Regions from separate parts of the Homo sapiens genome. Here region 2 is linked to region 1. The links are chromatin contacts, found by Hi-C or POLR2A ChIA-PET in ENCODE. All regions are on one chromosome and are shown on one strand. Each heading gives the region's core, a stretch centred on a gene start or an enhancer-like site at or near the end of the contact. The rest is flanking DNA. Distances are from core to core; before and after follow the strand shown.

Evidence for each region. A loop is a pair of places that touch in the nucleus more often than their neighbours do. ChIA-PET counts read pairs that join two places held with the same protein, here RNA polymerase II (POLR2A).
Region 2: a map of endothelial cell of umbilical vein shows a loop between it and region 1 (4-fold over the local background). The contact joins the promoter of NTPCR here to the enhancer-like site in region 1. A Hi-C loop is called at or near these places in 1 of 168 maps with a recorded cell type or tissue (endothelial cell of umbilical vein). POLR2A ChIA-PET finds 5 or more read pairs at or near these places in 1 of 52 experiments (activated naive CD4-positive, alpha-beta T cell).

Annotation. Positions count from the first base shown.
Region 1 is chr1:232,009,542-232,014,308 of GRCh38, reverse strand. All of the region lies in intron 11 of DISC1 (DISC1 scaffold protein), which reads right to left. The region is part of intron 14 of TSNAX-DISC1 (TSNAX-DISC1 readthrough (NMD candidate)); the gene reads right to left. Among named protein-coding and RNA genes, the nearest start is that of DISC1-IT1, 86 kb to the right of the region's middle. Within about 2 kb of position 1,453, at least 11 of the 41 ENCODE cell types and tissues checked have a DNase peak (open chromatin) inside an H3K27ac peak, as active enhancers do; they include endothelial cell of umbilical vein, where a contact is called at or near this core.
Region 2 is chr1:232,947,259-232,952,099 of GRCh38, reverse strand. NTPCR (nucleoside-triphosphatase, cancer-related) reads right to left here and starts at 1,489. Exons shown (of 5, transcript NM_032324.3): 1 at 1,356-1,489. The coding sequence starts at 1,389. It overlaps LOC107985361 (a long non-coding RNA gene), which reads left to right and starts at 551. Exons shown (of 2, transcript XR_001738525.2): 1 at 551-772; 2 at 944-3,880. RefSeq lists enhancers at 674-1,213, 1,214-1,755, 1,668-1,767.

The DNA.
Region 1 (4,767 bases), core at 204-2,703:
CACACATTTAGGGATGTGCTCCTTGGAGAGTCAAAGTGAGTTTCCAGCTGTCCCAGGGCCAGTAAGTGTCAGAGAAGAGAAAGAATCAGATCTGCACCCATTATGGCTGAAGAGGAAGCACTTTTGCCCAATAAAGACATTTCTAGATATAGAAATCAGTTTAAGACAAGGAGGACAAACATCTTCATTGTGGATCACCTTTTCCAGCTTTTTTTATGTGAAATTGAGTAAAAAGGAATGGAGATATTTATGTTGTGGCTCACAGTATGATACCCCTAAGTGTGACACTTTGGTATGCCTGAGTACTTTGAACCAAAGGAGATTGGAAGGCCTCAGAAGCAAGATCTCTCTGCCTTCTCTTGCCCTCCCCTCTCACACTCCTTTTTCTCCCTGGATGCAAGCCATAGAAACCAGAATTCCTCTTCCTCAAAGCCAGTCTTAGAAACTAGGACTCCTCTCCCTCAAAGCAAACATAAAACCTAGAAAGGTCACTCTCTTCCTTCTCCCTTGAAGGCCCTCCATTTAGAGGAGTCCGGCCCCATACCCAAGAGGAATAAATACTATGCAGAGCGTCCAAGAAGAATCTGAACAGACAGGGCTTGCTGGTCCGCTCACCCCCCAGTCTATAACCATTAGATCATACCCATTTTGTCCAATCACATTCCTTCATAGCTGACTATTCTGCATTAAATCTGAGCATAAAAATAGTTTTTCCTGGGTCTTTGGGTCTTCATTTCTGAAGCCTCCTGTGCCATGTAAAACTCTGATTAAATAAATGTGTTATGTTTTTCTCGTTAACTTGTTTTTGTTATAGGAGTGTTAGCCCTTAATGATGGCTGAGGAAAGGTATCACACCTTTCCACCCGTAAACTTAAAATGCTTTTTGAAGACCTCAATCTGAACAAATGAGGCTACCTGGTTGCGTTGTGTCTTATTGCTAATTCCGTTCACTGCAGCTGTGTTCACACACTGGCTACTCACATACTGCACGCAATGACTCAACATTGCCAGGTCCTCTTTTGGCCTCTTTGGTGAGAGCTACTGGCTCAGAAAGGAAGCAGCTGGGATGAGAAGTCTGGGAGAGTGGTACTGTCCAGGGAGCCCATTATGTAGAAAAAGCAATGGAAACAGAAAGCACCCCGCAGGCTAGGTTGCAGACAGGAAAGAAAAAAATTACGCAGGTATTATGGCCAGAACAGCCCGTACAAAAGAGCCACTTCACAGCGGAGGAAGCCTGGCTCACTGATTTCCCTGGCTCCTGTCTGGCCCCCATTCAATTTCTGTAACATCTACGAACCAGGGCCAACAGCAGCTGATAGTTTCCAGAGTCCTCAGAAAGGCTTGGAGGAGAGCTGTCATGAAACTGGAAAAGAAAAGGGCTCTTACAATTCGAGGAAGTTCATGCTAAGATTGGCACTGAGCCCTGTTGCTGACTTCCTCTGTAACAAAGTCCAAAGCAAATTGCTTCACCTTAATGGGCCCAGCTGTAAAATGGGGGAATGGTGCTCAGCAGCCTGGCAAGGACCGTAGACCCAGGAAGGTGTCGATCAACGACAAAGCCCTTGTGATAACAAAGTATCACCAGAATGCACATCACCACGTTGGCCAGATAAGCACGGGAAAGGCTTTGAAAACTCATCTTCCTGTGGACCTCTATAAGAAGTCAGTAATTTTTCATGGAAGATTTGGGTCAAAAAGAAATTGACTGCCTTCAGGGCATCAAGCTTCAGTAGAGAAACCAGTATAGGATGGTCAGACCCAGCACGGAGTTCTAAAGCAAAACCAACCCAGAGCTGCAAAGCGAATAGACATTTTAGCCACAGGATAAATGCAAAGTACCCAGACTTCAATGGCTCCCGGAAAACACAGGCAGGAAAACAAAAGCACCTTCCTAATGAGGCCCTTGTTATCATTTCCCCATACCTTCTGTAGTCTAAAATCCTGGACCCGAATACAAACGGGAGTTTTCCTTCGTTAAACCTTTCTCTGACTGGGTATCTTCCACTAACTCATTGCTCATGTCTACTTCTTGACAAAAAGTGAGTATATTATACATGTAAAGGAAAATGTAACAATCTCAAGCACCCCCAAACTCCTTATGCAAAAGGGAAAGTTAAGCCTGGAGACTGAGTCATACAAACAAATAGCTGTTGCTAGCATTATGCATGCAAAAAGCATTTTAGAGATGCTTGTGACTGCCAGAAAGAGTGATAGAAACAAAAGTTAACACAAATTAGCCTCTACTAGGTATGCGTCTCTCACTTCGTGATGCATCCTTTTATTTAAATCTTCATCACAGCTTCATGAGATAGTTTTCATTATCCTCTTATGTCGTGGTGGTGTTTTTCTTAACAGATGTGGAGATGCGGCCTGTAAGAGGCCTAACTGAGGATCACGGCAGACTCAGACTCAAGCCTTGTGCTCTTTCCAGCAGGCCACACTGCGTTTTGATAGCCCTGAGACAAAAGCACTGACTCAAACATCTATAGCCCGGTTTTTAAATAGGTAGACATTTAAAAAAACTTTTTAAAATAATTGTTATAAAGTCATACACAGTAAAATTCACTCTTTCTGATGTAAAATTATGGATTTAGACATACACACAGTCACGTAACTACCACCACAATCAAGAGAGAGAATACTTCTATCAACCGCCCCCAACTTCCACGCACCAAATTCCTTCCTGTTGCTCTTGTAATGAGTCCCTTCCCCTTTCCTGGCAACAATTTATCTGTTTTCTGGCCCCATAATTTTGCCGTTCTCAGAAAACATTGTCTTAAAATCCATGGCACTCATGAATTCAGAGAACGGCTGCCCTCTCTGTGAAAATAAATCCAGCACTGCGATACAGGAACAGGGAAATGATACTGAAAGCCAGCAAAAGCTGTAAGGTCCCCTCTAAAGCACCCACTCACCCCCAAGAAAGCAACAAATAAATGTAGGACATCCTCAGCATTTCAATTGGTGGAGAGGATCTGGGAGGCTTTCTGGGGGACCCCTGGAGCACCCAAACAGCAGCCACCACAGGACCTAGGATAAGGCTCCACTCTTTTTTCATCCTTGACCCCAAGCTTCCTATTTTTCAACAAATATAGCTCTGTGTTCTTATAGCCAGATAGTGAAATTGACAGGTGCTTATAATGCTATGCAGGAAAACGAATCCTCCTATGCCTGGGAAAGTCTGTCCCCAGAGAACCTGGAGGGCTCAGGGCTCAGTGGGCAGGGCAGAGAAGGAGGGAGAAAGGGAGGGAGAGAGTGATGGGGTTCAGAATACACTACCCCAAAATATGGCACCTTGGCATTTGAGGAACAGCAGAAGCAGGAAAGTCTCTCTGACCTTCTGCAGCCATTCTTTCCTGAAGCAGGCCATAAATAATTATCTGACCTTCCTCTAAAGTAGATTATAACACCCTCATCTTTAAAGTGTACAACCTATACCCAAAGGAAAGGAGTATCCTTATCTCTGAAGACACAGGGATGCAGCGAAGAATCCGAGCAAACAGGCCTTGCTAAGCTCCCCCCAGTTTATTGCCATTAAATCATACTCCTTTTGTCCAATTATACTTCTCCACATCTGTCTGCTATTCTTCAAACTTAAGCATAAAAATACACTGGTTTCTGTTGCTTTGGGTCTTCATTTTTGCAGGCTCCTGTGTCATGTAAATTTTATATTAAGCACATTTGTACATTTTTCTCTTGTTACTCTGTCTGTATAGGTGCCTCAGCTGAGAACCTTTAGATGGGTAAAGGAAAGATATTCATTTTTCTCCGCTACAGGAGAAAGGGATCTCTGCTGAATCAGTCCTGGCCTCCAGCAGAATCAATGACCCAGGGACTCCATCACATACCTGGCATGGCTTCTGACTGCCCCACACCGAGCTCCTCCTGGTAGCTCACTTTGGAAAGCCAGACACACCTTCAAAGACTCATTCCCAGAGCCTGCAGTTTCTTCCACCCAGGAATAAACCCTTGCTTAGGTGGCACTTCCCTCCACCCCAGAATATTCTTTCAAGCCATCCACTTGCAGCAGGTGGTAACTTTTCAACACCTCTACCCAGAGCATTGGAGACCAGGCTTTGCTGGAGGATTCCACCTGTAGCACCTGGGTTAACAAACGAGTTCAGATGTCTATAAATTAACGTAGAGCCTGTGACTGGGCCAGCAAGGATGCAGAGTGACAGTGGTTGCTTTCTTATAAGACCATGGAATCCAAATATAGGATCAAGGATCGATTTTCTAAGCAGTCCAGAGGCAGTGACTAAGAACACAAATGTCTGCTCTCTGAAGGCCATGGTCCTGCAGATGGGATGTGAGACTGGCAGGGCTGGCCTGGGGAGGTGGCAATTTCCCCACCCACCAGTGGTGAGTCCTGGCAAAGACCCAGGGAGGAAGCACAGCTAACATCTAACATCAACCATGAGACTTGAAAGCCATGTGTCAAGTTCCTCCAGCCTCTCCATGCTATTTCCTTTCCACACTCACAACACCTGTGAACCTGGGCCAACAAAGAGCTCTGAAGACTCAGGTCATGGCACTGAAATCAGGAAAAACTTCCTAGGGCCTTTTTATGGAAAAGACTCTTGTTAGGGTGGGAGGAGGAAAGTGAGGAGTGGAAGGGGAAGGGAGAGAGGAAAGAGGGGAGAGAAAAAGAAAGTTAAATAAAACCATATTTTAATTTGTAATACATATATCTCAGGCCAAACTTTAGTTGTGTTTATGAAAGAAGAACATTATAAACATTCATTATGATCTGGTTTTGGTAAAAAC
Region 2 (4,841 bases), core at 240-2,739, 940 kb before region 1:
AAGGAGAAAAGACAAAGGTGCGTGGGTTTGAGGACAGGTTTAAGAGAGCTACACTGTAGAATTATTTGAGTCTTTCAACTACGTGTAGGTAAGACTTTGATAAAGCAGAAACAAGAACCACCATCAATACAATCACGGTAACAGGACACCTCCATTAATAAAACACACAGTTGTCTTGGGGTCAGCCTGCTGAGTATCAAACTGCATTCCAAGTTTCAAATAAAGGATTGACAAACCAACTTTCAGAAAACAGTTCTTTGCAATACTTAGGAGTGACTTTAGATAGCAGGCATTTCTCAAACCACCCTCCTCCTCCTCACCCCCTGCTCCCCAACTCCCCCATCCAATGCCTGACAAAATCCCAAAGTCTGCAATATTAGCTGTAGCCTTTGCTACTTACAACTAAACATAATCATTAAAATAAAGTGAAAGAGAATTCTAGATCCAGGGTTACAGCCTTTGATATCTGAACCCACACTAAACTTCAAAATTAGATTTGCCTTGCAAAGGAGCTGAAGAAATCACTTTCTCCACTCTTAGCCCATCTATCTTTTTTTAGCCTATCTGATGCAGCCTACCTGTCCTTTTTAGTAATGCTTGATACATGGGTAGCGCCTTGGTTTAAAAGCACCTCCTCCTACACCTCTCATCTGACCTCAACGCTATCCTGCTTCTCAGATGAGAACTCCACAGGCCACAGGGTTGAGGGATCTGACAGACATCAGGAGGGGACAGCGACAGGAACAAGCAAGAGTGTCTGAGAAGGGCTCCTGTAGGTACCAAAGCTTCTCCACCTCTGGCCTCAGCTGTGGAGGGAATTCGTGGGGATGGAGATGGGGATGGGGGTGGGGGGATGAACTTAGATGGGAAAGAAAGGTTACAACTTCAGTTTCGCTGTCCTCCAACTAAAATTTACCATTTTTTTTTTGCACGATCAATGTAGCAAAGACCCACAGTAAGGAAATACCTGTGACTATCAACAGAAATTAGACATCTCCACTTCACATCGCGGTTGCCGCAGATCTCTTGAAATACCATTTGTGCAGACCACAACGTCAACACTACAGTAGGAGTTACCGCTGCCGCTGGCCCCTGCGGTTTCTGCCCTTCATCAAGAAGCCAGTCTAGGACCCCCTCACAAGTGTGTTCTAATCCTTTAGGCCCTGTGTCTTTTAAATCACGTTTTCCGGGAAGGAGTACAAACTCTTCAGACTACCAAGCCCGCCATTTAAATTGGGAACTTCAGAGGCCGGAGCCCTGGAGCCGGAGACCCTCCCCGACAGCACAAGGTCGCCCGCAGCCCGCGCGCCCCCACCCCCTCGACCTCTTGGAGGTGGGGATCCCCTCAGGGTTACCTGGGGGCCCCGTTAGGAACACGTGCCGGGCCATACTGGTGGGCGGGGGTAGGGGTTGCGGTCAGGGGAGCAGTCCAGGTTGGGGTCGCAATTCAGGTCAGGTCCGGACCAGGGTCGCGACTCAGGACCCGCCCACCGCGTGTCGCAGGCCCCGCCCCCAAGCGGTGCTTTGACCGGAAGCACCGCCCTCAAGACCACGCATGCGCCTTCTCCCGAGTCCCCGGTCCGCGCCTGCGCATTCAGCCCTCGGCATTGGCGCCTGTGCCGCGGCAGTTCCTATAGGCGGAGCGGGTTGTACGGTCTCTTAAGTTTCATTCTGGGTTCAGGGCTTTTGTGGGGTATTTGCAGAGATAAGTGCGTGAGAACGTCAGTTATTAAACTATTGCTGCTTCAAGTCAGCGCCATCACCCAAGTTCTGCCCCTTGACTCCGGACCTAGGAGCTGAAATTGCCCAAGGCTGCCGGGACAGCCCTTTTGTAGAAGGTTTGTGACCTGGAAGCATTCCTCAAAGGGGGATGCCATGTTAATGACTCCAACTTTGTTCTCAAACATTCCTGCAGAATAGAATCAGCTGGGGAGTTTTAAACTTGCTCTGATGCCTGGGTTTCACCTGCAGTAATAGGGAGTGTCAGAAGACAAAATTACAAGTTTAGTTTAAAGATCTAATTGGCTTATATTTAGGATCTAGAATCGAGAAATAGATCATTTCATAAAGCAAATAGAGTGTTCCAATGAGTTGTGCAGAGGAGGTTGGCTTTATGGGCAAAAAAAGGCTGAAGAACAAAACAAAGAGTGGGTATTTCAAAGTTACTTTCCTTATAGGGTTAAAACAGATTGGACTTCGTTATTGTACTGACTCAGGTTAACTACAATCTCCTGTTTTTTGGGAAAACGGGCCTGTTTCAAAGTTCAGTTTGGTTACATGGCACTTGGCACAAGTGACTCCATTCTGGTTTGGTCTAGTCTGCTAGGACCTAGTGCAGGAGGTTAGTCCAAAACAATGGCCTCCCATAAATCTTGTTTAACATGAGTAATTGGTCTTGAGCGAGTCTTGAGCACCTGTATTCTTTTTTCTTCTTTCTAAACTCCAGGAAGTTCCTGAAGTGCGCTAGGGTTGAGAACCACTGGTGTAGGCAGGCTTCCCGTCCTCAGCCATGCATAGGACGCCCAGTTTTCCCTCTTTACTTTCACACCAAAGTGTATAAAGATCTCCTCTTGCAAAGAATTAAATAGCTTCTCCGTCTCACTTTACCACTGCAAGTGTTCCGGCCAACGAATGACGTGGCAGTGGCCTTGGGCCACATTTACCTGTAAACTCTTTCAGTCTAACATGTGTACAGCTTAATTTGTAGTCAGTCGTTCCCCATCCTGGCTGAGAAAGCAGTTCAGTGAGTGCTCAACTTAATTGGTTTCTGCCCACACATGGACCTCTTGGTTTCCCTTTAGCCTGAGACATATGCCAGTCCAATGATTATCTAAAAAAACAAAGTTGGATTTGTAAAATATAGCTGTCATCACCATCATTTCTGCAACATTTGTAATGCTCTATTATTATAACAGTATACTATTTATTATCCCAACTGTTAATGTAGGGCCTTCCACCTTGATTTATTTTGCAGTCCATATATGTTGAATACAGTGAAAAGTTGATATAGTAAAGTAAATTCATAGGAGGAGCTTCCAAAAAAAAGGAAAAAAGTATATGTATCTCTTGTATCAAAAGTACTCGTTTTAAATGTTAATCAGATAGCATTTTCCATCACTGAAAAGCAGTTTGGATTTGCAAGGCTCACCGGAAGTTGGGTTCTTTTGTTTTGTTGCTGTGCCTGGAATTCTGGCATCAGTTTAAGTAGCTCAAAGATACATGGAATTCAGATATGGTGAATCAACGTCTCACAAAACAGAAAAAAAGACTCCATAGTTGAATGTACTTTATCCATGGAAAATGAATTATTTGGATGGTAGTTCCACGGATATCTTCTTGTTAGAAAATTCATTGATTTGATGCTTAATTTCTACAGTTTCCTGTATGTGTTATTAGGTAACAATAACAAAAAATTAAATAGCTTATATCTCTTAGAGATTAACAACAAAAGAAGATGGCATAAATTGAAACAAATTTTAAAATAAATGGGATCTTAAAGTACTGTACCATACTGAATCCAACTTTTGCTTCCTATCTAATCAACATCCAATGGACGGATGTTTGTGTCCCCCCAAAATTCATATTGTTGAAATCCTAACCCACAAGGTGAAGGTATTAAAGTGTGGGGCCTTAAAGAAGCAATTAGGTAATCAGGTCACTAGAGTGGAGTCCTCATGAATGTGATTAGTACCCTTAGAAAAAGGCGGGAGAAAACTTGCTTTCTATCTCTCTGCTCTCTGCCATGTGAAGATACGAGGAGAAGACTGCTCTCTGTCAACCAAGATGAGGGCCTTCCCCAAGAACCCAGTCGTGTTGGCACCCTGATCTTAAACTTCAGCCTCCAGAGTTGTAAGAAATAAATGTTTTTTTGTTTAAGCCACTCATCTGTGGTACTCTATTATAGTAGCCTGAGCTAACACACAAGGTAGAATTAATTACCTAAGGAACAGGTGATTCCAAAGATTTCTTCTGCAACACCTGGGTGCAGCCTCACTTATGACAGGATGCAGTACAGTTCTTTATTAAAACAGTTTGTAGGTACAACTCTACAGTCTCTACAATTATAAAATACCCTAAAGTCCAAAAAACACTGTTTATTTTGTTTTCATATCTACCCTTTTCCCAGAACTGTCCTAATTTTTAAACTGCAAATTCTGTGTCTTAGAAAGCCCCTCAATCCCGAGCAAACCAGGATGAATGGTCATCAAACTGTTAAAGGAACATTTGGGAAGTAAAGCAGAAGGTTTCATGTGGTTAAACAAGATAATTCCTTCTTACAAACAAGTCAAAGGCTAATAATACTTTATTGTAAGCTGGTTGTCTTGTCAGCGGTGGTTATAGAATGACTGTTTAATGCAGTCTGTACCTAAACTCTGAGCCATTCATACCCTGAGTTCTAATCTCTGTGCAGAACAATGTTCTATCCTGCCAGTAACCCAGTAGGACAGAAGCAGAGATGACTCTACACCCTCACCCCACCCCTTCCTACACCGCATGCCTGGATGTCCCCCACGCCCAGCTGCTACTGGCATCCTGTGGCATCTTCCTGGCTGGACACAGAACAAGAGTTCTGGCATATTTAGGGTACAGTTTCCTAAGTACAGGAAAACTGAAAACAGAACAAAGAAAAAGTATGGATGTGAAAATAACCAAGTGGGAAGAGAGACCATTGTGTTGTTTGGCCAGCCCACTGTTCATTTCACTGTATGGAAATAGCAGCTAAATTCTCCTTTTAGGAACCCCCTTTCTCCCAGGCTCTGTGATTGATAGGAGTGAACCTCCCTCCCTTTCTCATTATCCAAGGGGAATACATGACCCAAGCCTGGTCAACGAGATCATTC